2 separate regions of the Mus musculus genome follow, and region 2 is linked to region 1. The links are chromatin contacts, found by Hi-C or POLR2A ChIA-PET in ENCODE. All regions are on one chromosome and are shown on one strand. Each heading gives the region's core, a stretch centred on a gene start or an enhancer-like site at or near the end of the contact. The rest is flanking DNA. Distances are from core to core; before and after follow the strand shown. Region 1 holds the start of Prpf40b (pre-mRNA processing factor 40B). Region 2 holds the start of Fmnl3 (formin-like 3).

Region 1 (6,764 bases), core at 3,413-5,912:
GATCACCGCACGTCTAGGAGAGACACAAACTTTAAAAACCCCATCTAGCCCGCTTTAGACTCCGTGCAGAACGTTCTCATCTAGAGCAGACACTATTGTGTTGTTGGTCCTCAACTCATTAGAGGTTCAGCTTTATGACAACTGGTGTTATGACATCATTTCACTGTGAAGAAGCTGCCTCAGCGAAGCCAGGCGTGTGATATGTCGGACAGGTGTACGCACGGTCATGCAAGCATCTGGAGGTCAGAGGTCAACCACAGATGGCATTCCTCTGGACAGCCGTCTATCTTGGTTTTTGAGATAAGGTCTCCAAGCATTGGAGCTGTTAGGGTGACCCGCCAAGTCTGACTTTTTACATTAGTTCTGGGGACCAGTTGGGTCTTCATACTTCCAAGGCAAGCACTTTACAGGCTGAGCCACCCCCCTGTCTCAAGGTTTTAGTTTTCACTGCATAAATGGAAAAAAAAAACCCCAGGAAAACAAACATATCATTTTAAAACTTTATAGCTGGGAATGTGACTCAGTGGTAGAGCATTTGTATAACATGCACAAGGCTCTGGGTTTGAGTATAAAATACTTCTCTCTCTCTCTCTCTCTCTCTCTCTCTCTAAATGAATGTAATAAAATGGAGCAAAGAGATTTTGGGGAGAAAATAATTAAATAAAACACAATCACTCAATACCTAGTTCTTTTCAAGATAGGTTATTGCAACAGGTTAAGATGCTATAAAATGATATTCAGAGCATATGTGAGAACAATAAGCTTAACTTGTTAAAACACACACACTCTCTCGCACACACACACACACACACACACACACACACAAGAATGGCGGGTAAGCCAGCTGGGGTGCCACATGCCTTTACTCCCTGCACTAGGGAGGCAGAGGCAGGAGGATCTCTGTAAGTTTGAGATCAGCCTGGTGGACTACAGAGTGAGTTCCAGGACAGCCAGGGCTACACAGTGAAACCCTGTCTCAGGAAAAAAAAGAAAGAAAAAGAGAGAGAGGGAGACGGAGACGGAGACGGAGACGGAAGAAGGAAGGAAGAAAAATGAGGGTCACCTCAATGGCTTAGCAATAAAAGCACTTGCCACCAAACCTGATGACTTGAGTTTGATCCCAGGACTCCACACACAGTGGAAGAAGGGAAAGGGCTCCATAGCTTGCCTGTGGAGCACACACACTAACATTTGCACACAAATAAATTAACAAAAAAAGTTAAAATGCAAATAACACAGCGCAAATGAACACAATAAAAAGCAGATAGTGACAAATCCCTGGGGAATACTGAAAGTCCGCTGGGAAAATAAGATGCCTCAGCTTTGCACTTGGCTCGGCTCTGCAGAGCAATCACAGTGTGGTCAGAACTGACGATTAGACAAACAGAAAGTGTTACAGGATGGATTTTGCAGACGGATATGATAAATGATGTATAACTTATGAGAAGGGAAGAGCAATGAGCTAAATCCTTACATCTGCCCCCGTTATTTCTGGGGCTGAGGCAGGACTGAGAATCAATAACCATACACTAAATATTTCAACACTGTAAGCCAACAAACTGTTAAGTAAAATACATTCTAAAACTTAATTTCATAAAAATGTACCTGGAAGGTCGGGTTCTAAATTAAAGTTTTGGGACTCTCCAGAGTTCCACAGACGAAAATGGCAGTGCCCAGAACCTGGCTCTGCTCCATTCTTTCCTTTCTGCTCTTGGCTGTGTCCTGCCTTGAGAGAACCTACAGGGTCAGTGACCTCTGGTCTATGCTGAGCCTTTCTCTGCAAACAGCTGCCCTTGTTATTCCTCAGGCTTGGGGAGGCCCACATCATCTGCAAGGTCTCTGTGAGGAGGGATGAGGGAATCCAGTGAGAAACGGGAGATGGTCCAGGAAACAAACCGGCAAGGCAGTTCTCCCATCCCTTCGAGTATCCATCAAAATAGGATCAGTAAGGGAATAGTAGCAGTGGATCAGGATATCTCCTTGGATTCCTTACCCAGTGAGAAGCAATGAGGCTGACAGAGGGATACACTGAAGAAACAAACAAACCAAAAACCAAAAACAAAACAACAACAAAACCAAAGAAACCAAAACAACAGCAACAGAAAATCCACTAGTTGTGAAAAATGGCTGTCTCCAGGGAGAAGATCAACGAGGCAAGCAAGGCTCTGCTCTTTGTCCTGAAATGCTTTCTATATTCATTTGACCTTTAAAAACAGTTGCCTGCTCATACTGTAATCCCAGCACTTGGGAGGCAGAGGCAGGAGTGTGAATTCAAGGCCAGCCTAGGCAATGTGTTAAATTCCAAGTCAATCTGGGCTACACAGCTAAACCCTACCTCAAAAAACCAAAGCCCCTAAACCACACAGTAACAACAACAAAACCGTGCTTTTGTGCTCTCTCTCTCCCCCCCCCCACTCCCCACTCCCCCCGCCCCGCCCCCCGCCCCCGCCTGTGTGTGTGTGTGTGTGTGTGTGTGCATGTGCCAATAGCCCAAGTTTTAAGTAGATCCACTCAGGTAAAACCAGATGCTTAACTATGCTGTGCAGAAAAAACATCAGGATGAATGAGAGTGAAGTAAAAATTGAGTTTATTAAGATAAAAAAGAGGGCTCAGAAGTTAAAGGTGATTGCTGCCAGGTCTCTCAAGAGCTTGCCTCCTTTATCTTCTCCCTGGAGACAGCCATTTTTGATCTCCTGGACCAGAAAGCATAGTCAAAGGAGAGAACTGGTATTTCACATACTTGTAACAACACAGGTCACACACACACACACACACACACACACACACACACACACACAAAGTGCCCCCCCCCCCCCCCCCAGACAGGGTTTCTCTGTGTAGCCCTGGCTGTCCTGGAACTCACTCTGTAGACCAAGCTGGCCTCGAACTCAGAAATCCACCTGCCTCTTCCTCCCAAGTGCTGGGATTAAAAGCGTGTGCCACCCCTGCCCGGCTCACAAAGTGCTTTTTAAAGGAGAGGCTGGAGAGATGACTCAGTGGGTAAAGACAATTGCCATCAGTCCTGATAACCTGATTAAATCCCCAGGACCCAAATTGTGGAAAGAGAGAAGTGACCCCAGAAAGTTGTCCTCTGGTTCCCACATGGGTGCAGTGAGCACACATGTGTCCCCCTCCGCCCCCCGATAAATAAATAAAATAAAAGCAAGAAAACATAAGGGAAAGAAGAGACTTTAGATTTTTTTTTAAGCTCGGTTTTGGTTTTATTTTGTTTTTGTTGTTTTGTTTTGTTTTGTTTTGTTTTGATACAGGGCTTCTTTGGGCTACACATTTCCCTGTGTATTCCTGGCTGTCCTCGAACTTGCTGTATAGACCAAGTTGGCCTCGAACTCAGAGATTTGCCTGCTTCTGCTTTCCAAATGCTCGATTAAAGGGGTACACCCACTACCACCTGACATACATTAGATTTAAAGTGCATCATGGATTTGTTATTTGAGATCACTTCAAGAAAGACAAATTAGATCTCAGGGGAAAGGGTTTCTTCCCCTCATGTCCGGCTTTTCATGACGTCCTGGGACATCATTTTAAAGATCAGGTCTCTCACTAGTCAGAAAACACAATGTAGGCTAGTTCGGCTAGCCGCTGAGCCCCAGGGATCTGTCTGCCTCTACAACTCAGTGCTGGCTTGAAGAATGAATATAAGAACTTTTAATACAACTATTGATAAAGCCAAATTGTCTATAGACATAAAGAGGTGTTTTCCTGAGTCAGGTTCAGAAACCTACAGAAGGAAACAGGCAACGTCTTGGTCTTTACCCCGGCTTTGGAGGGGTAAAGAGGTGCAATGCCTCCAACCAGGGCCAGCTGTACTAGCCCAAGAACTTGAGCATGCATGCCCATTAAGTAGCTTCGAGTTCCCTTATCTACATAACTGAACGTTTATCTCTCACTGTAGATGTTACAGAGGCAGATTCTGAAAGTAACCCAGCGCTAAGCGAGAGGCACGTACGCACTCATTTAGGGGATTTGTCGGCTTTGCCCGACACATACGGCTGCTGGCACAGGAGTTTAATTAATAGTTCTTGAATTAAGAAATTAAAACTAAAGCCGGGCGTGGTAGCGCACGCCTTTAATCCCAGCACTCGGGAGGCAGAGGCAGGCGGATTTCTGAGTTCGAGGCCAGCCTGGTGAGTTCCAGGACAGCCAGGGCTACACAGAGAAACCATGTCTCGAAAAAAACCAACAACAACAAAAAATTAAAACTAAAGAAAATACGCAGGGAAAAGAGCCGCTCTGTGAACCGCTGTAGTGCCCTCTGCGCGGGAGAAATTAATGGCTCGGTCCGGTCTGGGTGGTGGCCGCGGAGTCGCGGGCAAGAAGGGGGCTGTGAGCCGGGAGAGCCACGCCGCCCTGCGCAGCCAGCGCGCGGTCAGTCCCAGGCCCGCCCAGGCGCGCTCCGCCCCCGGGGGTGGGCCCAGGCGCGCCCCGCCCCAGGGGGCGGTCCCAGGATTCTGCGCACGTGGGGGCGGGGCCTGGCGCTCCGGGCCGGGGGCGGAGCCGGGCCGGGCACACCGGGCCGGTTGGGGGCTCCGCTCCTCGGCGAGAGCAACCGGAGCCCCGGCCACGAAGGGGTGCGACCCCCCCACTGGCCCCGCCCTCCCGGCCGAAGCCCGGCCAATCAGAGCTGTTTTTACTGGCGAGTGGGCCGAGCCGGCCCAGCTGCTCTGAGGCTCTGGCATGGTAACGTCCCCGCGCGGGGGTGGAGAGGCCCGGGGCTGTCTCACAGCGCCCCCTGCGGCCCGGGCTCGAGCCGGGGAGGCGGGAGGGCCGCCGGGGCACCCGGGACCCTGAGGGAGGGCGAGGGGACCGAGGGGTGAGGAAAAGAAGCCCTGTAGGTAGGTGGGGGCGGGGAGTGAGGGTAGAAGGGGCGGGGAGGCCATTATGGTGCATGGCGGGGGGCGGGGGGGCGGGTGCGACCGGGGGCTGAGGGGACGGAGAGCCTAGGCGCTGTGTGAGGAGGAGGAAGGGATGAAGTGAACGGTGGGTCTGTGGAGAAAGGTCGGGGGCGAAGGGAGGGCAGGCGATGGAAACCAGTTGCCAATCCTAGGCTATTTGGCGTGGCCCGTGCCCCTCCCCCAGACCCAGGCTTGTGCCTTTTGGAAGCCCCAGGTGCCCCTTTGGACCTTAGGGGACACCCTTCCTTACCCATCCGTTCTCAAAACCTGTCTCCCGAGGTTAGGAGGGACTTCTGAGGAAAGAGATGCTCCTGGTTTCCACCTCAGAACCGGAGTAGTCCAAGAAACGGAGGAGCAGAGGCCCCTGGGTCCCAACCCTGGCTCTGCCTTCAGACAGACTGTGGTAACTCTGTGTGACCTTGGGCAAGTCACTACCTTTCTCTGGGCCTTGAATTTCCCATTGACTTTTAAAAAGGAAAATGGGCAGTATGATAAACGGACTCTCCATCCGTTGCAGAAGGGGGCGGGATTTGAGGAGGGAATTCAGGCGAAGGGGTTCTAGGATGCGTCAAGCAGGAGGATGTTGGAGTGGAGACCTTCAGCTTGACTGGGGAAAATTTCTCGGGATTTACGGATAAGAGATTTAAAGCTTGCAAGGCTGGGTCCTGGCAGGCCTGGGCCTTGGGAATCCCGTTGGAGAAATGGGAGAACTCTATAAATAGAGGAAGTTGAACCCTGGAAGTTCAAAAACGATGAGAACCAGAAGTAACAACATTCTGTTTCTTCGGGAGAGTGAAGAGGTGATGGAGGATCAGAAGCAAAATGTTGTATTCTAGAAAGATCTCTAGGCTCTTTGTGGGGAGCAGAAGAAATGCTAGGGCTTACACACCAGAGTAGAGGCTAGGAAGTAGGTGGGGGAGGGGCTGGACCTATTTGGGCTCTGCAGGTCAGTGGAGACAACAGGGTGCTAGAGCTCAGCTGTTCTTTGCAGCGCTCTGCATTGAACCTAGGGCCTTGTTAATGCCGGCAAGAACTGTAGTGCTGAACTACTCTGCCAACCCCGTTTCTTTTTGATGATGGCTGCCTCTCTTTGAGAAATATGCCTCTTAGCCTTCATTTTCTTACAGTTCCTTTGGTGAATAAGTCAGTCCAGGCCTACCTAGGATCACCTGGTTGTCTCAGAATCTCAGGATTGGGATTAAAAAAAATGAGGCTAAGAAATGTCATCTGTGCCATCCTTCTTTCTGGGAGGCAGCTTTATGGGGTCGGACTGCTTGGATTCCAAACCTGCCTCCGCCGTTTAATCTCTGAGAACTGTAGCCACGAAGTAACCTGTTAGAACCCCAGCTTCTCCATGAAATGGGGATACTTTCTCAGAAGGTTGTGAGGATTAAATGGACATGTGGTGTGACTCTGGCTCATAATATGCACCCAGCAAACATTACTGTTAGCCGTGATCTCTGTTCTCTTCCCTGTCTCTCTATTTTTGTCTTTTTCCCTGTTCTTCTGAGTGCTCAGTTCTGAGCTACCCCTTAGATCTGAAGGCTGAGAATTGATTACATCTTGTATCAGGATGCTTCCATTGGTCTCCCTGAATATATGATGACTAGATGGCCAATAGTCTCAGTATTGACTCTCCCCTGCCCTACAATGTGTGTTCTGTTCCGGGGAAGACTGACAAATCTGCTTGTCTTTAGCTTTCTTTCTACTGTCCTTTTGCACTGGTCACTTCAGAGTCCACTCAGAAGTGTTACCGTCCCAAAGTTGTATTGGTATTGCAGCAGGTGAGAGGAGCAGAAAAGAAAGGACAGCACAGGGGGAGGGAGGGAAGACTCTAAAAGGTCCATGGTC
Region 2 (6,940 bases), core at 3,288-5,787, 75 kb after region 1:
TGAGATACTAAGTTACTATAGAGGACAGGAAGTCATTGATACAACTAAGAGAAGGTATAGATAGGTCTTGGGGATCAAGATAGCTCACTGAGGTATGGTGCTTGCTCCAGAGTAAGATGACCTGAGTTCAATTCCAGAAGTGGAATGAGAAAACGAACTCCTGAAAATTACTCTCTGATCTCCACACATATATACCACAGCACAACACACACACAAATGATTTTTAAAAATGGATAGGTCTCAATGGCCTTGAAAAAACATTTAACTTTTGGCCCAATAATGCCACTTGTGGAATTTATCTAAGACAATAATCAGAGATGAAAACAATTATTTGTGCATAAGAAATTCATCACAAGACAAAATAGAGATAAAAGAAAAAGTACAAGATAACATAGTAACCAAATACTCTACTGTGGAGTGCTATGTAGCCATAAAGTCATGACACCAAGAATGTTTTAAAAATTAGAAAATACTTAAAATTGTACAGAAAAACTCAGCTGGGAGTGGTAGTCCACAGCCTTTAACTGAAGCACACAGAAGGCAAAAAACAGGCATATCTCTACAGACCAAGTTCCAGGATAGCCAGGGCTACACAGAGAAACCCTGTCTCTAAAAACAAAGCAAACAAAAAAAGGGGTGGGGGGCTGGAGATGGCTCAGCAGCATAAGAACTTTGGCTATTCTTCTAGAGCACCCAGTTTCAATTCCAACCATCCCACCCACAAAACAGCTTACAACTGTCTGTGTAACAGTTCCAGGGAAACTCACACAGACATACATGCAGACAAAAACCATTAATACTTGTGAAAGAAGAAAAACTCAATTTATGACATAGTCTGAAGGGTATTATATTAATTGTTAAAATATATTTAAGTGTGTCAAAATCTTACTAGGAAAAAAAATTACTAGTCTATAGTACAGATGATTTTCTTCTATCTTTCAGTAGTTTCCAAATGTGCTTGATATATATATATATGTGTGTGTGTGTGTGTGTGTGTATACATACATACATACGTATATATACATGTGTATGTGTATATATATACATATATACATATATACATATATACATATATATATACACACATATATATATATATTAATTTATAATCAAGAGGAAAATCCTCTTTCCTCACTTGGAGGACACTTTTTTTTGGGGGGTGGGGTTGGATGAAGATTTGGTTTGGGGCTGGAGAGACGGCTCAGCAGTTAAGGGCACTGACTGCTCTTCCAGAGGTTCTGAGTTCAATTCCCAGCAACCACATTGTGGCTCACAACCATCTGTAATGGGATCTGATGCCCTCTTTTGGTGTGTCTGAAGTCACCTACAGTGCACTCATATAGATAAAATAAATAAATAAATCTTTAAAAAACAAACAAACAAATAAAAAAGAAGATTTGGTTTTGAGACAGTGTCTCGCTATGTAACTGAGGCAAGCCTTAAGTTTGTAATTCTATTGCCTTAGCTTCACAAGCGATTACAGGAATGTGCTACCATACCACATTATTGTTTTTAAAAGATAAACTTGGAAATATGTATTTAAGACCTTAAAAAAAATGTATAGAGCTGGCAAGGTGGCTCAGCAGGTAGAAGCTCCTGTGGGGCAGGCCTGACAACCCCAGCTGAAGTCCAGAACATGTGGTGGAAGGAGAGAACTGACTCTCTGATCTCTACACTCAAGCCATACATACAGGTGCCTGCCTGTAGTCACAGACATGGTAATAATAACTTCTTTGAAAATAAGAAACAATGTATAACCTATAATTGATCAGGTTCAATGTAAAGTTTCTATCCTAAGAAAATTATACAGCAAAAGGCTATTCACCACCACAGCTTTTTTTTTTAATTAGATATTCTCTTTTTTGTTTGTTTGTTTGTTTGTTTTTGTTTTTGTTTTTCGAGACAGGGTTTCTCTGTGTAGCCCTGGCTGTCCTGGAACTCACTCTGTAGAGCAGGCTGGCCTCGAACTCAGAAATCTGCCTGCCTCTGCCTCCCAAGTGCTGGGATTAAAAGCGTGTGCCACCACACCTGGCTAGATATTTTCTTTATTTACATTTCAAATGCTATCCCGAAAGTTCCCTATAAAAATTATGGAACGCTTCACGAATTTGCGTGTCATCCTTGCACAGAAGCCATGCTAATCTTCTCTGTATCGTTCCAATTTTAGTATATGTGCTGCTGAAGGGAGCACTCACCACAGCTTTGTTCATGGCTGCAGTGATAATTCCTGGTAGGACTGTGAGAACTGAAGTGTGTAACCTACATCAGCACTGGATAGGTGCTCTCTGTAAGCTACAAGCTGCTCCTTTGTTGCCTCTTCTGTTCCCACTTTGTCAGCTCCAATGTAACCGATTGCTTTAGGGAAAAGCCAGGGGGTACAGAGCGAGATTCTGGTCTCTGGTTTAGGATATGGACTTTCAACTTTCCCTCAGCCTCTGTTCAGGTGGTTGTCACTAAGTTACTACTGAATCCCTCCAGCTCCACTCTCCTACAATGTTGGTAATGACAGCGCTTCCCACCCGGGACTGTGCTACAGATTTCATGAGCGTCGAAATCAAAGATTTGGCAGAGTCTGCTGCGCACTGTATGCTCAGTAAATGTTAACTGAAGTTTATCTCAACAGTGACTCAGATCTGAGATCACCTGTATTCCCCAAAAGGAGTTTGAGGTGCAGAAATCTGAGGAAGGCAATTATCCTATGCTATACACCTGGTCACAGGATATGCCTGCTCCTGTCAGATGAAGGTTTTCCAAACCCCACTGTATTTACAGAGCCCCACCCCCTACACTCCTCCGGAAAACACTCTGACTGGGAAAGTTGTATCACCGCTGAGTCAAGACCACAGACTCCTGGCTTTCTGGTACAGACACATGATCTGATCCACAAAGACCTAGGCAGAGCTTGGAGAGCTTGAGGTGATTTACACAGAACATTGATTCCAGGAGTCCTAACCCAGCCCTGTGCCTTAAACCAGGGACTCTATGGAGGTGGTGCAGATACATCACAGGTGTGCAAGCATACTGATTTTTTTTTTTTCCTCCTTCTTCCTTGGGGCAGCTGAAGGTCATAATTGATCCCCTCCGGGTGTGCCCTGATATTAAGCGCCTGCCAGGGGCCATCCTTTCTTGCTTCCCCTGACACACCTCTGTGGAACATCCTGGACTCTCTCTGAGTCCAAGTTGGTGCCATTGAGATGATGATGTGAGGCTCCCCACATTGCAGAGGCCAGGATCTCTAGACAGCTCCACTGCTGCCAACAGATCTAATCTCCCTCTTCCAAGGCAGATGAAATCCAATAAGGCTGCTAAGTCTACAACTTATCCCTCCTCACGGGCAAAGTCAGTCCTTCAGACCGTACCAACAATACACCAGAATTATTACTATCTCCTAATAGCTCTTTGGGGGAAGAAGTGAAAGCTATTTCCCCAAGTTTTTCAGATTTATCTGTTAGCGTTATGTTCATTTTTTTTTTAAAGCTTCATGTTGAACATGGTCCAGCTTCCTCTCAGTGATACCTGCTACTAACCTCTCTATTCAGAGTCACTCACATCAACGTCCAAGCCCCAGGGCAAAGGAGAATCAGTTCGTCTTTAGAAACCATCCCTTTTGAAACCACAGAAGGACTACAAAGAACCACAAGCAACGGTACACGAACCAGTCACCAAAGTTTAACATGAAACGAGGGAGGATAAAAAACCAGGCGGGATGGTTTGTGTATTGTTTCAATTGGGGGGAAAAAACTGTCTAGTCAAATGGCTTATCCACATGTTCAGCCTAGGCAAATCCACTATAACTTAGCAGGATGCCTGCAGGCGGTCCTGAAATAAGTAGAATGGCATCGCTTCTTATCCCACCCCCCACCCCCATGGGCAGCCAGCCCCTTCTCCAATCCCCCCTTTTCCTCCCCGAAACATCTGGTCTGAACGCGAGACCCGCTCTCATGAAGGAGGAAAAATGCCTGATTTTGGCTGGGGACCCAACAGCTTCCGAAACCGTCCCACCAGCGAGGTCCCGGGAATGGAATTCCGGCAGCGGACCGGGAAGTCTGAGGGAAGTGGGGAGGGAGGAGTCTGGACCTCGGGCAGGTCCCGGGCTTGGGGACCCCTCCTCCCCGACCCCCGACGGGCCGCTCCGAGCTGCCGGCCGGGCCAGGCGTTGACGGGGCTGCGGGGGTGGGCGGGACCCGGCGGGGGCTGTGGGGGCGGCGGGAAGGCAGCAGCGCCGGTCTCACCAGCACTAGGGCGAATCTCTCTTCCAGCTCGCACGGCTCGGGCATCGGCGTCTTGCCGGGCGGCAGCAGCAGCGGGACGGAGGGCGGCTCGCCCGGGCCACCGTCGGTGCTCTCCAGGTTGCCCATCGCGGCGGGGCCTCCTCCGGGCCTCAGCCCTCCACCTCCTCGCCAGGGCCCTCAGCCGCTCCGACCTGGCTCCTCCCTCAGCGCCCGCTCCCCAGGCCCGATTCCTCCGCCCCTCAGGGGGCGCCTCGCAGTCCGGCGGGCGGCGGCGAAGCGCTCGACGCGCTGAAGCGCGCCTTATTCATGCAGGCCACGCCCACCGCCCACCGCCCCGCCCGCGCCTAACTGACAGCCGCGCCTCCCAATCACAGAGCCTCCCGCCCTCGGCGGCCTCGCGCCTGGCTGCGAGCGCGCCCTGGTGGCCCTTGGTGGGCATCCAATCGCTGTGTTTGTTGGAGGATGTAGCCACAGAGCGCGGACTGCAAAGTTAACTGGGAACACTAGGGAGACCACCATCTGTGACTCAGGTCTGTTCATTCCAGCACTGGAGAGGCTGCGGCTGAAGGACTGCTTGATTGGAGACCAGCCTGAGCTACATAGCAAGACTGTCTCAGAAAAAAAGCAACTTATCGTGAGAGCCATGTATATAACCCCGGAGAAGTCACACCACCACCTTCTGAGCTTTTGTCGACTGGAGGGAGAAATTTGCGCTTGAAAGAATGATTGAAATTAGCCGGGCGTGGTGGCGCACGCCTTTAATCCCAGCACTTGGGAGGCAGAGGCAGGTGGATTTCTGAGTTCGAGGCCAGCCTGGTCTACAAAGTGAGTTCCAGGACAGCCAGGACTATACAGAGAAACCCTGTCTCGAAAAACCAAAAAAAAAAAAAAAAAAAAAAAAGAATGATTGAAATTATTCCTGTGAGGGCTGGAGATGGCTCTGCTGTTAAGAGCAATGGCTGTCCCTCTGGAGGACCTGAGTTCCATTCCAAGCAACTACAGAGCTGCTCACAACTGTCTGTAACTCCCATTTCCAAAGGATCCGCGACACCTTCACACGTGTGATACGTAGGAAAAACACCTAGAAAATGCACGTTTTTAAAAAGGTGATTGCTGTGACCTAATGTCCATTTCGGCCTGGCTCACAGAGGATTTTATTATCCAAGGATGGTATCTCTTTTTCTGGAGCCTTACACAGACTTCTCCAGGTCTCAAGTTCCTGTACAATGCAAACAGTAAACCATACAAACAGCATATCAGAGAACAGAGGTTAGACTGTGGAAGTAAATGCCTTGGATTTGGTAGAAAGCGATCTGTTAGGTCCTTCCGCTGCTCACAGCCCTCCAGCTCTGATGGAACCGAAGACTGCTGGCTCACCACTAGACTCTGCTGCACGCCACACTGTGGCAATGCCTGCTTTCTGGAGAGGTCATGCATGCCCTTCCCTGGACTTGGCTTTAGGAAGGATGGGATTCCATCCAAAAGAGACTCGGGAGGGAGATATATTTGACACAGACATCCAGGGAGGGGAAAGGCTTCTTCCTGACAGACAGAGACAGGTGAAAGAGGCATTTAGAATAAGACCTTATCAACTGGTATGAAAATAGGAGAACAACTCTGCTCTGGCTTGTCATTACTAACAAGGTGATGGGCTTCTGTCATTTCTGTCAGCCTTTATCCCTCTTCTTCTGGTGATAGAGAAGTTCTCTTTTAGAGAACCACTAGATTCTGTTTTTGGCTGAAGTGCAGCTGGACTTTGCTCCTATCAAGGAGCAGGACTTGGCCCAAGACTGCCCAATGTTAGAGACTGTAGGACTAGTCAAGGCTGTAAAGGAAGAGTCAGGAAAGAGGCTCTCTGTTCCTGGAGCTTGAGAATTGTTAACCCATAAACCTACAGCTATTCTTGCTTACCTTGCCATCACGTCAAGCCCAACCTGCCTGAGAATGAAGCTAGTACATGGAGAACAGCTGCGAGGGTAACACAGACTCCAGATGACTGGAAACCAGATCCAACCGCTCAAGTTGTCACCCAAATGTTTTAGTCATTCATTCAACAAACGCTTTTTTGAAAAGATTATTATATGTCAGATGCTTTTCTGAGCATTGAAGATACATATGTGAGCAAAAAGAGCACACTTGTTTATCATGAATACTCAAGTAACATGGAGCATAAATAGAAATTTGACGGGAAGCGTGCCTTCTTCATCCCTGTGTGGTACCTCTTCTAATATTGACAAATCAGCCAAACATATAGCTTCCTCTTTTCCTTCTCCACGATCCTAAACATATACTTGCCCAACTTTAAAAATAAACTGTGGTGGTGCACGCCTTTAATCCCAGTACTTGGGAGGCAGAGGCAGGTGGATTTCTGAGTTCGAGGCCAGCCTGGTCTACAGAGTGAGTTCCAGGACAGCCAGGACTATACAGAGAAACCATGTCTCAAAAAACCAAAATAAAGAAAGAAAGAAAAATAAAGAAACTTTGTCTTTATGTGCTCGTGTCTGTTAGATCCCATGGAACTGGAGTTACAGGCGGTTGTGAGCCAGGTCCTCTGAACAGCAGAGCCTCTTAACTGCTGAGCCACCTCTCCAGCCCCTTTCCTGATTCCCTCAACAGAGACTTCCAGAGCAGAGACATGATGATAAAACTGTAGACTCATACTGAACAAAAATCGATAACTCAAGAAGGGAAAGAAATCACTCTTCGCT

The links. Hi-C counts contacts between places; a loop is a spot of excess contacts on that map. ChIA-PET counts read pairs that join two places held with the same protein, here RNA polymerase II (POLR2A).
Region 2: a loop to region 1 is called in a map of T-helper 2 cell, with 2.8 times the contacts of the local background. The contact joins the promoter of Fmnl3 here to the promoter of Prpf40b in region 1. A Hi-C loop is called at or near these places in 1 of 37 maps with a recorded cell type or tissue (T-helper 2 cell). POLR2A ChIA-PET finds 5 or more read pairs at or near these places in 2 of 5 experiments (Patski and embryonic stem cell).

The regions. Positions count from the first base shown.
Region 1 is chr15:99,290,576-99,297,339 of GRCm38, forward strand. Prpf40b (pre-mRNA processing factor 40B) reads left to right here and starts at 4,663. Exons shown (of 26, transcript NM_001370635.1): 1 at 4,663-4,853. It also overlaps a transcript of Fam186b not described here.
Region 2 is chr15:99,365,945-99,372,884 of GRCm38, forward strand. Fmnl3 (formin-like 3) reads right to left here and starts at 4,538. Exons shown (of 27, transcript NM_011711.2): 1 at 4,233-4,538. The coding sequence starts at 4,358. Gm22951 (a small nuclear RNA gene) reads right to left here and starts at 2,191; the gene lies at 2,085-2,191.